Linked DNA regions of Mus musculus: region 2 is linked to region 1. The links are chromatin contacts, found by POLR2A ChIA-PET in ENCODE. All regions are on one chromosome and are shown on one strand. The core of a region is the stretch at or near the end of the contact, and the rest is flanking DNA. Distances in the headings are between cores, read along the strand shown.

What was found. ChIA-PET counts read pairs that join two places held with the same protein, here RNA polymerase II (POLR2A).
Region 2: POLR2A ChIA-PET joins it to region 1 with 10 read pairs in embryonic stem cell. The contact joins the enhancer-like site here to the promoter of Itpripl1 in region 1. POLR2A ChIA-PET finds 5 or more read pairs at or near these places in 3 of 5 experiments (Patski and embryonic stem cell).

What each region holds. Positions count from the first base shown.
Region 1 is chr2:127,138,215-127,146,102 of GRCm38, forward strand. Itpripl1 (inositol 1,4,5-triphosphate receptor interacting protein-like 1) reads right to left here and starts at 5,243. Exons shown (of 2, transcript NM_001163527.1): 1 at 5,001-5,243; 2 at 555-4,000. The coding sequence starts at 3,986. The coding sequence ends at 2,343. It overlaps Gm35347 (a long non-coding RNA gene), which reads left to right. Exons shown (of 3, transcript XR_374955.4): 2 at 1-4; 3 at 411-529.
Region 2 is chr2:127,177,887-127,185,774 of GRCm38, forward strand. No RefSeq gene overlaps it. Among named protein-coding and RNA genes, the nearest start is that of 1810024B03Rik, 26 kb to the right of the region's middle. Within about 2 kb of position 5,030, at least 1 of the 3 ENCODE cell types and tissues checked has a DNase peak (open chromatin) inside an H3K27ac peak, as active enhancers do.

The DNA.
Region 1 (7,888 bases), core at 3,993-6,492:
CAAGGTTAGCATCCTATCTGGAGAGGTTCTCCATTTGATTGTTAAGAATATCCCCAGTACACTACAGATCTGTTCTTTCCATTACTCACCACCCCTACCCCCACCCCCACATAGACACATACACACACACACCCTGTACCTTCTGCCCCACCCAAGCTTTGCTGACTATTCCCTTTGTAGCCTTCCCCCCAACTCATAATTTCACGTTTTCTTTCTTGTCTGTCAGATGAGAAACAACCCTGCAGACGTAGCAATCACAGCACCGTCTTTCTGCCCCAGCAGACTCCTACAGCGTGCTGTTTGTAGTTACTAAGAGCTTTTAATTTAGCTGAAATCTGGGTTTAGGCACCGTGGAAATTAATAACTTAGACCTTCCTTAACTTTATGAGTTTTTTTTCCCTCCTGGCCAGTGGCCATGCCACTGGAAACCACAGGGCAGACTGGTTCAAGGTGCATTGAGAAACACCAGGATACACCAGCCTGAGCTGTGAGAGTCACAAGAACTTCTTGGGAAAGGTATGTACCAGTGTTGTTAGTGAACAGATTCCAGTTCATACAGAGACCAGCCTCCATACATTTTTATTGGAGTTAATATAGAAGCAGATAGTTTTCTCAAAAGTCTACAGACATCTTAAAAACAGAATTCCCACCAGCACAGAGGCATCACCGCATCCTTTTACCTGGAAAGCAGGTAACATGGAGAATACTATACCTCTGTGTAGCAAGAATTTCAAAGATTGACATACGTTTCTAGAATTCTTTTATTTTTGGCTATGGTATGGATCCCTCCACAGAAACCCCAAAGGCTAGCATCTGATACCTCCTTCCTCACCAACTGCAGAGGGAAAGTCAAACGAAGGGCCAGGGTCTCCTTCCCAGATTTCCTGGCAGTGTTGGGTACAGAACAGCTTTGATACTTCAAAAACAACCACACCCATAACTATTTTTTTAATACTCAAGATGCAGGTTTTGGAACAAGAGGAAAACGTGACAGTCACCGACTACAATCAGGGCTCTTGGAACTGATCTACTTCACAGGCCTTCCTGCCCAGGCCTGGCAACCGGCCTGGATTGTGGGGACTCCTCGTTTCAAAACCACAAAGTTCAAGAAACCTCTGTGTCATCTTTGAAAAGAAAATGGAAAGCCATCACCAGAGGAACGCACAGTGAGCGGCAGCTCAGCCTTTCCATGTAACAAACAGGCCACTCTCTAGGAAACAGATTGTCCATCGTAGAGCCCCCAGAAAATCATCACCAGGAAGAGCTTTCTAATAGCGCTTCCAGGAACGAGGAGGGTCATCAGGTGTCGCTGGTTTCACTAAGTCTAGGAAACACATTTTCTTAAAATGGGATGAGTCACCACTAACTCATAATGAATCAAAACTAACAAATATTTGAGTACTCAGACACACAAAAACAGCTATAAATTTGTGTGCCAATGAAGAAAAAGAAAAGAATGGGGCTGGAAAGTTGGCTCAGTGGTTAAAGAGCACTGGCTGCTCTTCCAGAGGATCCAAGCTAAATTCCTAGCACCCACACAGCAGCTCACAACCATCTTTAACTCCAGGTCCAGGGGAACTAATGCCCTCTCCTGTCCTCTGCAGGTATTACATGCGTATGATGCATAGATTAGAATGCAGACAAAACACTCATACACATGAACTACAAATACATCTTTGTCTGACAGTGGCAGCATACACTCCCAGCACTTGGGAGGCAGAGGCAAGTGGATCTCTATAAGTTCAAAGCCAGCCTGGTCTATGGAGTGAGTTCTAGGACAGTCAGGGCTACACAGAGAAACCCTGTCTCAAAAAAAAAAAAAAAAAAAAAAAAAAAAAGAAAGAAAGAAAGAAAGAAAAGAAAAGAAACATCTTGGTTGTGCTTTCAAACCAGTCATGAAAACTTACATCTTGAAGTATAAACTGTGGCTGTCGCTTCAAGGGAGAAAGGTGGGAGGCATCAGTTTGGGTGGGAATTACGCTAACAGTGCAACACAAGCTGTTTCACAGGGAACACGGAGCCAGTCACAGAAAGAACTGAGCTAGCACGGAGGGATCGCTGGAGCTTTGGCTTCCAGGGTTGATACAAAATGCAGTTCAACAGGATCTCAGTGCCACAGCGGCAATCCCCTCCCATAACATTTGTTTTCACGCACTTTTACTTTCTTTAGGTCATGACTGAAATTAAGTCAGGAGATAAGCCCTCAGCCACCCCCAGCTCTCCCAGATCAGGCTCCACTGGCTGCAGCCTTCTTCCCACGGGCAAGGCGAAGGTCAGTCACATTTGCAGCCTGAGGAATCAGCAATACCTATCTACATGTATATATTTTAATGGTCTTTCCATTAAAGTCCTCCAGCCACTGGGGAGCAAGGTAGAGTTTTCACCTGGGCCAAAAGGTTGTGGAATTCCTCCACTGCCTGCGAGTGTGCCACTGGGTTTAGTACCAGGTGCTGGAAAAGATTGACAGGCTCAGCATTCCGAAATGCCTTAGGAATGGGTATGGTCAGGGGCAGGTAGGTGTTACCAATGAGGAAATGATGGAGAGACCTTTGCTGGAGGCCTCGGCCTAAGAACCAGAGGAGGTCCTGGAGGCGCAGAGAGAGCATACTGTGCTGCCAGTCTGTCAGAGGCAGTCGTAGCAACAAGTGCATGAGGGCTGTCTTGAAGTGGTAGGAGGTGAGAATGGGGCGAGATGCTCCCGGGGGTAAGATCTGATGGTCCTGAAGACTCAAAACGATCTGCAGGCACTTGAGGTGGCAGGTGTTCTCAGGGGCAAAGCGCCCCACCAGCTTCAGAAACAAGTGTTCACAAGCTGCAAAGGACTCAGGCCAATCCACACTGGTGAGCTGTTCTTGCTCGGGGGCCTGACTCACCAGGTAGACCAAGGTATCTTCCCGTTGCACCCCTAGAACCAAACTGATGGACAGAGAGCGGCCTGAGCGGTAACCCAACCTGAGCTTGCAGGAGGTGGTGGACGGTGGGAAAGTGAGCTTAAAGTCGTATTTGTGGGCCACTAGTGCCCAGGCATTGCTCACCATGTTTCGGAACCACTGCACGGTCTTACACACGTCCAGGTGCGAGCTGGTGCAGAGAGCTGCCTTGATGGAGCTAGTACACTTGCTCAACATGGCTGAGTGGTCCCTGTGGTGCACCAGGCACAACACATCCCCCAAGAGCTTCTCATGCTTGCACATGCACTCAGAGTCCACCTTCACACAGCCACAACGACGGCCCAGAGCCGGATCTCTCATCTCCAAGATAAACATAGTGCCCTGGGGAGGGACAATGGGCACCAGGACATCGAAATTCTGGGTCTCGTGGAGGGTTCCCCACTTCTCAAAGGCAGCCCCAAAGCCCAGGCAGTCCTCCAACTGTGGGTGAGCCTCCCGGCGGCTGAGCACCCGGCAGGCCTCAATGAGATCATCCACAAAGCTCTCCACAAACTCACAGGTGCAGGGCAGGTCACGGATGGCATTTTGGATATAATGTTTGTAAAAGGCTTCCAGGGCTTCCTGGGAGGGAAAATCAGAGAGCCGGGTGTAAGAGGAGACGGGCACGACACGGATCTCTTCCTCTTCCTCCTCGCTGCTGGACTCAAAGGCTGGCTCGTGCTGCATGCTCTGTCGTAGGAGCTCAAAGATGAGAAAAAGGCAAAAGAGGCCTGCATTCCACAGGTTTCCCAGTATCCAGCCCAGAGGCCCCCCATCTTGGCCACCGGCCTGGAAGGGCCATCCCATGTCCTTCTTCCCCAGCACTAACTGGTCACTGGATGTATCCCCTCTCCAGAAGTTCTCCACTTTCTGCTTCTGCTCAGCGGCTCGGCTCCTCTCTTCAAACTCCATCTCTAACTGCCGCATCTCCTCGCTCATTCGCTTCTCCAGCTGCCGACTCCTAGCTAGCGTGTCCAGGTCCATGCGGTCACTGACCATCAGGGGGTGGTGAACAACATACATCACTGCCAAGAACATGAGGCTTATCACAGCCATGGAGGCCTCTGCATCTGGAGGAGTAGGAGGGTGGGGATCAGTGGTGATTTCCGGGGCACATCTGTTCTCCAGCACAGAGTCCCCAGAGCCCTGGTACCTCAAATCCTGGATGCCAACTACTCAGGAGGAACAGAAAGTGCATAGAGCTAGGGTGGGAGTTAGCAAGAACGGTCCGCCTTGGGGAAAGGAAGTGGAGACCATAGGATGTACCCTGAGTCAACCTCTTTCCTTCCACATACCGTGGGTGGTGTTTAGGGGACATGAGACTGTTTTTATTCCAGTATAAGATGGGAAGGGGGACCCTTACAGTGGGGTGGCCTCACCCGACTCATCGGTCCACCTCGGGCCCCAGATATGCCCTGCCAGTCCCAGAGGCTCCCTTCCACAGGCAGAAAACACAGAATCTTGTTCGGGCAATGTCTTCCCCATCCTTGGGTAGCCAGCTTCAGTCCCTAGCTGCAGCATCCCACTTCCTCTGTGACTTCACAACCCTACCTTGTGTCATTAGACCACTTAACCTCACCACTCTGCCCTGCAGGTGCCAGACTTGGCACTGTGCTGCCAACTCCTTAGTATTACAGTGATGAGGTTCTGAGGCAGGCTAGCATATGGCCATCAGTCCAGCTGCACTTCTCAGTCCAGGAAAGTGCCTGCAGAATTCAGGGGCCAAGACCCAACTGACAGACAGTAGCAGAGATTCCCTGGCCCCATTGCCCAACCACTGAAACCTGAAGCTTCCGGCCTTCACCCCAGTAATTCACCAGCTATGGGGCTTCTTGAGTCATGAAAGGCAGTGCACCATGGCCATCGAGTTCAGGTGAGGGGCACTCCTCGCTTTGGAATTAAGCCCAACTGCCCCCTCCATGTTCAAAATACCCGAGCCACCGGCCCTGCTTCAAAGTGAAGGCCCCCCTCTACCCTTAGTAACTTCCCCCAAACTCACCCATCTCTCCTGACCCAATAAAATACCCAAATTTAAGGGTTTCTCCTGGAACTAGGGGCTCAGTTACTCACGGTCTCAGTTAGCAGGAGAGCGTTCTTAAAGAGACAGCGCGACCTGGCCGCCCTCGCCTTCTTCCGGGCGTACGCGATGCTCCCAGTTCATACTCCACACAAACTGAGAGAGTCCACCTGACGAGCTCTTTCTGGGTACAGACCATGTCTCCGAGGTCCAAAGTCTGCGGGCAGCGGACTGCAGCGACTACCACGCGGTGCTGGTCCCGGCGGACTCCAGCAATCCACAGCGGTTCCCGCCTCAGGGGTTCCGCCCCGACAAACCCCACCCCTTGCTCGAAGCCAAGAGGCGGGGCCCAAGGCAGGGACTCTTCCAGAGCTGGGGCCCTCCCTCCCTATGGGGCCCTTCCTCCCTATGGGGCCCTCCCTCCCTAAGGCCTCACACCTTTTTGTTTCTAGTCGTCCCCCCTAGGGTTTGAAGGGACAGCAGAGCATCTGTGGCCACGCGCTCACAGCTATTCTGCTTCATTCCGTGGCACAAGGCTGAAGTGCCTGCTGCCACTCCCACCAAGTTTCTTTTACCAGGGCAATGTGTGCTTATTGAGAATTTGGGTGGGAAGGTGAGAAAGAAATTAAGGACTGGGAAAAGCCATTCTCACTTCCCTCTGGCTCTATGCAAGGTGAAAAAGGAAATGAGATGTTTTTAGGCACCACTAATAAGCCTCACTCGATGGGAAGATGACTCATTTGGGTACAGAGCCTGTTGCCCAAGCACGATAATGTGAGTTTGGGTCCCCAGACATCCACCTCTAATCCAAAGTTTAAAAAATGGAGCTAGACAGAGCCACTGAGCTTAAGTGACTGGTATAAGGTTTTATTAAGAGACCTTGTCTCAAAGTAGAGATCTCTAAAGACGATGATTTTGCACCCAGGTGCACAGGAGGCAGGTCCGAGCATACACATGCAATACTACACACACATGCACAGGTATATGCATACCCCACTATAGACGTCACTTCCCCAAATCAGGTATCTTTCCCTAATCAAAGTGACTCTTAGGAAAGGACATCTGTCACTCAAAGACCTGCCTTGGAGCATTGTTTGTCACTTACTAGTCACATAGAGGTAAGAACCCTAAACCTAGCCAGGCAGTGGTAGCACATATGTTTAATGCCATCACTCAGGCTGTAGAGGCAGGCACCTCTCTGAGTTCAAAACCAACATGGTCTAAAGAGAGAGTACCAGGACAGCCAGAGCTACACAGAGAAACCTGGTCCTCTAAAACAAAAACAAAAAACAAAAATTCCTAAGCCTTCAGGCAGCTCTGCTGATCCTACGTCCATAGCAAAGAGAACTTCATAAAGTGTGAAGGCACGACAAGGCTTACTACATGTTAAGAAACCCCAACAAGAGGCTGGAGAGATGGCCTAACGGTTGAGAGCACTGACTACTCTTCTGAGGGGACTCAGGTTTGATTCCCAGCCACTTGCATGGTAGTTCACAACTGTTTGTGACTTGTGCATGCAGTGAACATACATATGCAGGCAAACACACCAATACACATTAAATAAATAGATAAAAAACAACAAGGGGCTAGAGAGATGGCTCAGCTGTTAAGGGAACTTACTCTTCTAGAGGACACTCATTTGGTTCCCAGCAGCTACTAAGTGGTTCACAACTATCTGTAATTCCAGTTCCAGAGAATCCGACAACCTGACACCCTCCTTTTATTCTATGGACTTAGGTACAGAGTTCATGTGGGCAAAACATACACAACTTTTTAAAGTGAATCAGTCTTTAAAAAAAAAAAAATTCCACCAAGCTATCTCACTTAAAGATCACACTTGAATTAACAAATATCTCTTTATCTCATTTATCTCATTATCTCATTATCAGTGAACATCTTTTGTTTCCACCACCACCACCACTTTTTTTCCCCAACTTGTTTTGTTTTGGAGATAGGGTCTCACTACACTGAAGCCCTGATTGGTCTGAAACACAGAGATCTACCACCTCTGCCTCACAAGTGCTGGGATTATAGGTGTATACCACCATGCCCAGCTCCAAGTTGTATTTCTATTTTTACTTTTTATGTGTATGGGTGTTTGCCTGTATGTATGTACGTGTACTACATATGGTGCCTAGTGCCCATGAAGATCAGAAGAGGCACCAGATCCCCTGAAACTGGTGCTGGGCTCTAAACTCAGGCCCACTGCTAGAGCAACAGGCACTCTTAGCAGCTGAGCTGTTCCTCCAGGCCGCTCCAACCTGTATTTTGTTAACTTAATAGTGGGATAAATAGGAAACCCTCCAGGTGACTCATTTTAACAAGTGAACTCTAACATCGTGGGAATTTATTTACCCATGTTAAGCAAAGAAATATGGTAGATTTTCTGTGAAGTAAATTCAGCTGTGGCCCCTAAAAACTAACACTGTAAACCAGACATCATAGCACAGGACTATAATCCCAGAATTTGGGAGATCTGAGGCAGGGGATAAGCTCCAGGCCAGTCCGGGCTACATGAGACCCTGCAAAGGTTGGACAGGTGTTAGGAGCACAAAGGTCCTTGTGCTCACAGAGAGCATTAGGGAAGCTAGGAATGTTAAACACTGTATGGGGCTGTCTCCTCCATGAATGTACAACTGGTCTCTGCCCAGAAGGCTGGGAATGGAGGTGACTAACAGTCTCGATGACCTCTGTGCTATCTGTATGGCTGAGACCACACCAGATCCTCCCCTTGGGTCCCTAAGATAACACATGCAGCCTATCTTTAGGACCCATCTGCATGGAAGAAGCGACATGTACTTTGAGAAGAGTTTCAATGTAATTATGCCTCCTTATGAACACGGGACTGTGTGTTATACCAGAAACTTGTTTTTCAAATTGTACTGTACTTATATATGCCTGAAATAAACCACCTTGTGTCAGACTCTAGAAATTTTGAGGG
Region 2 (7,888 bases), core at 3,780-6,279, 39 kb after region 1:
AGGGTTTATTCAGCTTATACTTCCATAGTGTTGTTCATCACCAAGGAAGTCAGGACTGGAACTCAAGCAGGTAAGAAAGCAGAAGCTGATGCAGAGGCCATGGAGGGATGTTCTTTACTGGCTTGCTTCTCCTGGCTTGCTCAGCCTGTTCTCTTATAGAACCCAAGATTACCAGCCCAGAGCTGGTCCCACCTACAAGGGGCCTTTCCCCCTTGATCACTAATTGAGGAAATGCCTTACAGGTGGATCTTGTGGAGGCATCTCCCCAACTGAAGCTCCTTTCTCTATGATAACTCCAGCCTGTGTCAAGTTGACACCCAAAACCAGCCAGTACAGCAACTATTTTTTTTTAAATCTTCCTTGAACCACTTAGAAAGAATAATGACTTCCAGTAAAAATTAACAAACACATTGTAATAATGTTGGAAAATGAGAACCTCTTTTCTTGGCTATAGCTCTTCCTAGAAAAGTATATGCTACCACTTGGAATTTCACATATGAATTTCAATACTTATCCTGGTTAAAATTTAATATACACAAAACATCACACACACACACACACACTCCCACAAAAACCCATATTAAAATGATATCTTAGTCACTGTTCTTTTGCTGTGAAGAGACACCACAACCAATGCAACTCTTATAAAAGAAAGGATTTAATTGTGGATGCTAAAAAATAAATTCATTTCAAATTTTATTTTCAGCAATAAAACTAACATGAAGACTCTTCAAAAGACAGAGAAATCATAGTTAAAGACACAAGAACAAACACTTTTCATTACCCGAGACCTAGGAGAGGATACATTTACCTCAATGAAGTCTCAGTCTGTCGAGAAGATTCAGAAAGGGTAATGACTTCAAGAAGTATGACAAAGAGGGCAATAAGATAAACTACCCTTAATGGAATCCTAAGCAGAAATAAGATTTTCTTTCTTTGCAATAAGGAGATCACTGATAAGAGAGTGTTAAATTTTCCAAATGGAGAAAGGGCTTTCAACTTGAATTATGGATCCCTGTGGTAAATAGTTCTTCCTAAGATTTAATGATCATATCTCAACTAGCTGCTGCTAGTAACTCCATTCAGAATTTTTATTATGTTCATGTTTTTTCTTTTTTTTCTCTTTTTTTCTTTTTCTTTTTTTTTTCTTTTTTGTAATTTCCTTTGATGGCAATGCCACAGACACATTATAGGAAACATATGTCTGTCCCACCATGCTATACTATGGAAGTGACTGTGTAGAACAGTGTGGCCTCAAATTATTCATAGACATATATTTGCCTCTGAAGTGCTGGGATCATGCTATCATGCTTGGCAATATTAGTTTTTGAAAATGATTGTATATTCTAAATAACTGATATGATGTTCAGAGTGATTGTATTGTTCCAGCTTTATAGTGCTTCTTTTATCTGTGCTATTAATTTTGCTCTTCTTTTCCTGTGTGTGTATGTGTGCCTCTGTGGTCTGAGTACTGGGATTGAAGAAATGCACTACTATGTCCAGCTTGGACAACACACACACACACACACACACACACACACACACACACACACATTTTAGACATTACTTTATATATATGAGTGTTTTTGCCTATGTCTTAGGGCTTTACTATGACCAAGGAAACTCTTATAAGGACATTTAATTGGGGCTGGCTTACAGGTACAGAAGTTTAGTCCATTATCATCAAGGCTAGAATGGCAGCTTCTATGGAGACATTGTGCAGGAGGAGCTGAGAGTTCTACATCTTTATCAGAAGGTCGCTAGGAGGACACTGGCTCCCAACTGGTTACTAGGAGGGTCCTAATGCCCACCCCTACAGCCACACCTCCTAATAGTGCCACTCCCTGGACCAATCATATTCAAACAACCACATTCCAGTAACTGGTCCCTATAGGTTTGTTCAAACTTACATGCCTATGGGGGCCACACTTAGCCATAGCATAATTTTAAAAAATACATTACAAACTCCCCTTAGTTATAGTAGTCTCAAAAATGTTAAGATTCCAAAGTTCAAAGTCTCTTCTGAGATTCATCCAATCACTTCATTGTAATCCCAAAGCATGACAGGAAACCAGTTGGGCAAACTCCAAACTCTGCATCTCCATGTCTGATGTCAAAGTGGTTTTCAGATCTCTAAGTCCTTTTTATCTTTGTGTTGACTGGAACAAACATTTCTCCTGGTCTGTTTCCACTCTATCTGTAGCTTTTCTCAGCAGATATTCCATGGCTCTAGCATCTCTAACATCTTTGGGTATCGAAGGCAACTTTAAGGTTGCAGCTTCTTGTTTTAATATCTGGGATCCACACATGATCTTCCCTGCTCCTCACTTGGGTCATATCTCCAGCTCTGCTCTCTGTAGCACTTGACTCTACTTCACTGCTGCTGCTGTTCTTGGTGACCATCCTATGGTGCTGGCATCTCCAATACACTGTGGTCTTCTGCTGCAACTAGGAACCACCAAAATCCTTTCATGGACTCTCTTCATGGTGTCGAGCCTTAACTTCTTTGCATGACCCTTCAGTGGTAGGCTGTCAACTGCACCTTCACCAATGGCCTTCCTGGGTCTCTCACAGTCCCAAGCCTCAGCTGCTATCCATGACTTCTTCATACCATTAAAACCACTAACACCTGGTTGATTCTTAAACATTACCAAACCCAACTGAAGTGCAAGGTACAATATTGGCTGTCTCTGGATTTTTATTCTAAAGCCAGAGCCTCATAGCTGAAACTGCTTAGTTATGCTGCTTGTTTGAGCTGGAACATGCCCTCCTTGTTCTATTACATTATCACCATCTTTCTGTTTTCCAATTTCTTCCTTGCCTAACCTTGGCTGTCCTGGAACTTGCTCTGTAGATTGACCTGGATGGAACTAAGAGATCTGTATGTTTCTCTCTTTTGAATTCTGGGATCAAAGGCTTGTACCACCACACCTGAACTTAAGCTTTTCTGTACTTGGAACTTGCTCTGCACAAGGCTGGCCTTGAACTCAGAGATCTGCTTGTCTCTGTCTCCTGAAATTAAAGGCATGTTCCATCATGCGTGGATCTAAGCTTTGTTGGTTGGGATCTTGCACCAAAGCTACCACCCCCATATTTTGTTTATCTCCTTGATCATTTGATTCAGCTTCATTTCACTTCCTGGTGCCCCATTAATACTTAAAACATACATTTTATATTTTTCCTTTCTCTGCTTGCTCCTTTTAATTAAAACACTCTTTATAAGACAAAACAAGAGAGCAAGGTCTCTGCTGGGATTTTTTTAAGACTTATTTTGTTAATGTAATTAATATAAATCTCTTTACTTTAGTCTCAGGTAGACTCTTCAGACAAGGGTCTGAACCATCTTCTTCACCAAAAACAGTCTCTAGGCCAGATACTGAAGTTCTTCTTCACTGAAACATCTTGGGCCAGGTCTGCACAGTACAAGTCACTCTCAGCAGCAGAGTCTTCCAAATACCTACTAGGATAGCCCAGTAAGCCTCAATAGAAACATTCCACTGCTTGCAACTACTCTGTGTCCCCCCAGCACACTCCTACCCAGCTACATAACAGAGTTAAGCAAGATTTCTGAATTCTTTTACATTGTTAAAATAAATAAATAAAATGTACTTGCTGTCTCTTAAGTATCAAGGAGCTGGGGTTATGGGCAGATGATTCATAGGATAATCAAAAGGGATCCTGGAATAAATAACCAAATTCATATGTAATAAAAAAAACCCAGGCTTTTGATCTGTATATGATGAGCTAGCAGGAAGATACTGCAGTACTTTTTAAAGTGTTTTTTCTGTAATGAGAGCTGAGCTATCTGGATATCTCTGGAAAGCAAACACAGCTCTTCAAGATTTTTTCCTAACATTCTAATGTCTGAGGTTAGAAATTCCAAGAATTACTTAGAGAGGTGACAGAGCTCTGTTAAAATGTTTTCTAGCAGTTATCCAGAGAAGGCTATGTGAAGAGTGAACACAGCAGATTTTTTTTTCCTTTCTGATTTTGATAACCCAAGAATTACTTTTAGAATTTTTCTAACAGTATTTTTGACTTGATTGGAAAAGCCAAGAATTTTTTAGATCAGTTTTTCTGACTTTGGTGAGAAAACTGAGGAGCTATCCAGAGAGCGTTTAGAATTTTTACTAGCAGAGAGAGCTGTCTCACGCAGAAAGCTAGCTGTCTCAACCACAGAGGTTTTAGAATAGAAAGTAAAATCAGTCTAGAGCACACAGACACAGAGAAAGCAGTCTGGGAAGCCATCTCATCTGGAATGCTATCTCAGCAGAACATAAGCCAGCAGCTTGGACCCATGATTTGAGTTCAAGTTGCTTGTTTCCCTGTTGCTCTCAAACACCCCTTCTCTTAGGAACCCAGACCTAGGTGAGGTTGGTCCTCTGCATTAGTGTTCTCTGTTCTTTCTGTACATTGATACATTTTTGTATCTATATATTTTGATACATTTATTGGTTAGATCACAGATAATGATTAACAAAGAGCTCCTTAGCCATCTACTTTTACAGCGTCATTTACTGGATGGTTAGCTAAGATTTTGTAATAGAAGATGAACATTCTAGAGGTATTTCTGTCCAATACTTTTATAATTTACGTATGTTTCTGCATGACTTTGAGCTAAGAATGCCCTTAAAAATCTCTGCTTTTACCTTGTGATCAAGTTCAGAAGAGGATTTAACATAGCATGCATAGGGGTAGGCAAACCTATATGTGAACTTATCAACATTCCCTAAGTAAAGTCTCAATGATTCCAAAAGGAAGAAGCGGAAGTGCCTACTGAGTGTTGTGACTGGAGCTCTGGAAAGCTCCAAATTTGCAATGTGGCCCACAGTGGAGAGAAGCGGGTAACTTAGCCAAGAGCAAATTGGAGTTGTGGGTCTTCCCCTGACCAGGGTGGGGGAAAAAGACCGGCAAGCAATTGGAAGAAAGACAAAGGTGGTACTGAAATGCAAATTTCTACAGATCCGGGAAAGGACTGGCCTCAGACTGGCAACCTGTGCCCGGAATTATTCCGCTGTGTCCCTTCAGCACACTCTAATCCAATGGGTGGTGTGTATGTCACTCCAGATTCACTAGCCAATTAGGACATCCAGACGGATCTGCCACCCAAAAGAGAAGGCGGGCTCTTCCGGGTGCGATCTTGCAAGTTCCTCTTTTAAATTTAGCTAGCAGTCTTGAATGTTTCTGCTTGATGTGTTCTGTGTGCCGCTCCTGGGTGCGGGGAGCTCAGGCAAGCCCAGAAGTTCCGACACGTTAAGTGCAGGGCAGTCTCCCACAAAGGGAGGAGCAGGCGGCTGAGCCCAGGGGGCTCTGTGGTAAACAGCAGCCTGACAGAAGCTGTTACTTGTGAGGTTCCCCTGTGGTCCTTCTCTCTCCCTGGGCCCGGCTGTGGGCTCGGAATAATCTCACTAGGGTGGCTGCATCTACACAAAGCATTTGGGGAAAGGGCTTCTGTGTAGAAATACCCTTGGCAGGATGCCAAACTTGGAGAGCCCTTGTTTCTATAGTTTCTTCTGTAAGTTTTGGCCTTAGCATTTAGGCATTTTATAGCTAGGTATAAGTCCCATTTCGAGTTAATTTTGTGGAGCCTGTAAAAGGCATCTCGTGTGTCGGATAGCACTCAAATATTAAGCTGTGATGTAGAAGAGTAAAATTGATGTAAAGGATCGACTAATGCTTGTAGTGGCGGCAAGTCGAATGTAGGTGAGGGAGGACTGCCCCTAAAACTCCACACAGGTATGTGCTATGCTAAAAAGGCCGATTGGAGAATAGGATGCTAGAATACATGTGGTAGTTTACCGGGATTGTCCAGACATTTGTCCACAAACCATAAGGTAGGAGACAACTCTGCTTTACAATCATGAATTAGCCCCATCCTGACTTCAAAGAGCAGGTCTCTAACAAGTGGCTCCAAGGGGCAATATAGGGCCACAACCAACTTTAAGGCCTGGTGTGCCATAAAGGTCTGGTTTTCTTCTTGAGAAAAGCATCGTTTTGTCACATGGGCAAGACTACAGCTGGTGATAACTCTTTGAAAAGGAAAAACACTGTTTGGTGAGGACTGGCCTGGTCAAGCAAGGCATAGAACAGCTCCTTCTAGGTCTCCAGAGCCAATGCCAACCTGGGGCTCAGGCTTGGGAGCTTCCCCTAAGGCCCTGAAGTGCTGGGAATAAAATAGAGCTCCTTCTCTAAAGCAAGGACGGTGCTTGGGAGAGCGGGTGGAGGTCTGGGGCCAGGGCCTTCGGGGATGGCTTGCTTCAGACCCTGAGATCCCACCACATGCGGCTATGGTTATCAGTCCCGAGTCCAGTGTGGGCTTGGTCAGGAACGTTTTTGAGAGATTCTCTCTTCCTGTTTTTCCAGCTTTCTTTTATTAGCTCCTTCCTGTGGTTTTCTCACTGTATAGTAGTTTGTGCTGACTTCATAGAAGTCTCCTATCTTGTTCCATTTTCCCCCTGTAAGAAGTATACAAGATGCTGTTCTCCAGAAGCCTGTGTGGCATAGACAGCCTATCCAAGACACCCCCATCACAATTTTGATACTTTCTTCTATTTATTTATTTATTTATTTATTTATCCAGGCAGGGTTTCTCTGTGTAGCCCTGGCTGTCCTGGAACAAACTCTGTAGATCAGGCTGGCCTTGAACTCAGAAATCTGTCTACCTCTGCCTCTGCCTCCCAAGTACTCAGATTAAAGGCGTTTGCCACCACTGCTTTCTTCTACTTTTCCAACCTTCTCATCTTCCGGCACCTCAAACTCAGGACCCCATCACCAAAGAGTGGCCTGCTGTTTCAATGCACTGGTATACTTAAAAATAATTCTGGTTATATCTTTTCTGTGTAAATCTCCCATCTGTGGGACTTGCAGTCTCCAGTCCATATTTAAATTGTTTAACCTGGGGCCTGAACCTAAGAGAGACTTACATGAGACAGCATATGTGGAATGTAAAATCTGTTCTTGGCTGTCTCTTCTCTAAGCATTAGCCAGAGCTGAATGCATGCTGTCATTAAAGAGATTTTTCTTAATTAATCTTGTAATCACTTAGGAGCGATTTCTTCTGGGGAAGGTGCAAAAATTCTAGGAGAGCTGCATCTTCTTCCCTGTACTAGAACTGTTTCTAAGAGAAGCTATGTTGACTCAGGCACCTTTGATCCCAGTCTCATGCTCCCCGGGCAATAACCTTGTTTTCCTATGGATGAAAATTCTTAAAATATTGAGATAAAGGATTGTACCACACCAGTGTTTTAAAATTCCTCATTTGAGTCATGTAATGAACTGTTCACTTCAGTAACAGGTGAAGGGTTTTGCCTGTGGAGCATGCCTTCTGCCTTCAGACCAGAGTAGGAGGAGCAGCTTACTGTGTATGCTCTTAGACGAAACAGGATAGCCAATAGCTAGACCACAGACTAAAGTTCAAAGGAGTCAGCTGCGGGCATCACCGTTATGAAGAAGGACTTAATTCACACAGGGTGAATGTCTTTGTAATTTTCCAGCATGTATTAATTTATGCATATTGGTTGTGGTGGCTATTCCTGGTAGTCAACTTGACTATACCTGGAATGAACTGCAATCCAGAAATTGAGGGCACACCTGTGATCCAGATCTTGCGGCTTCTGACTTGGATGTTGACATGGGATGACACAAGCTTTTTTGTGTGTGTGACGGGGAGAGTGGTTCGAGACAGGATTTCTCTGTAGCCCTGGCTGTCCTGGAACTCACTCTGTAGACCAGACTGGCTTGGAACTCAGAAATCCATCTGCCTCTGCCTTCCAAATGCTGGGATTAAAGGCATGTGCCACCACTGCAAGGCTGACACAAGCTTTTGATCCAGATCTTGTTTTGTTTTGTTTTGTTTTTTGAGACAGAGTTTCTCTGTGTAGCCCTGACT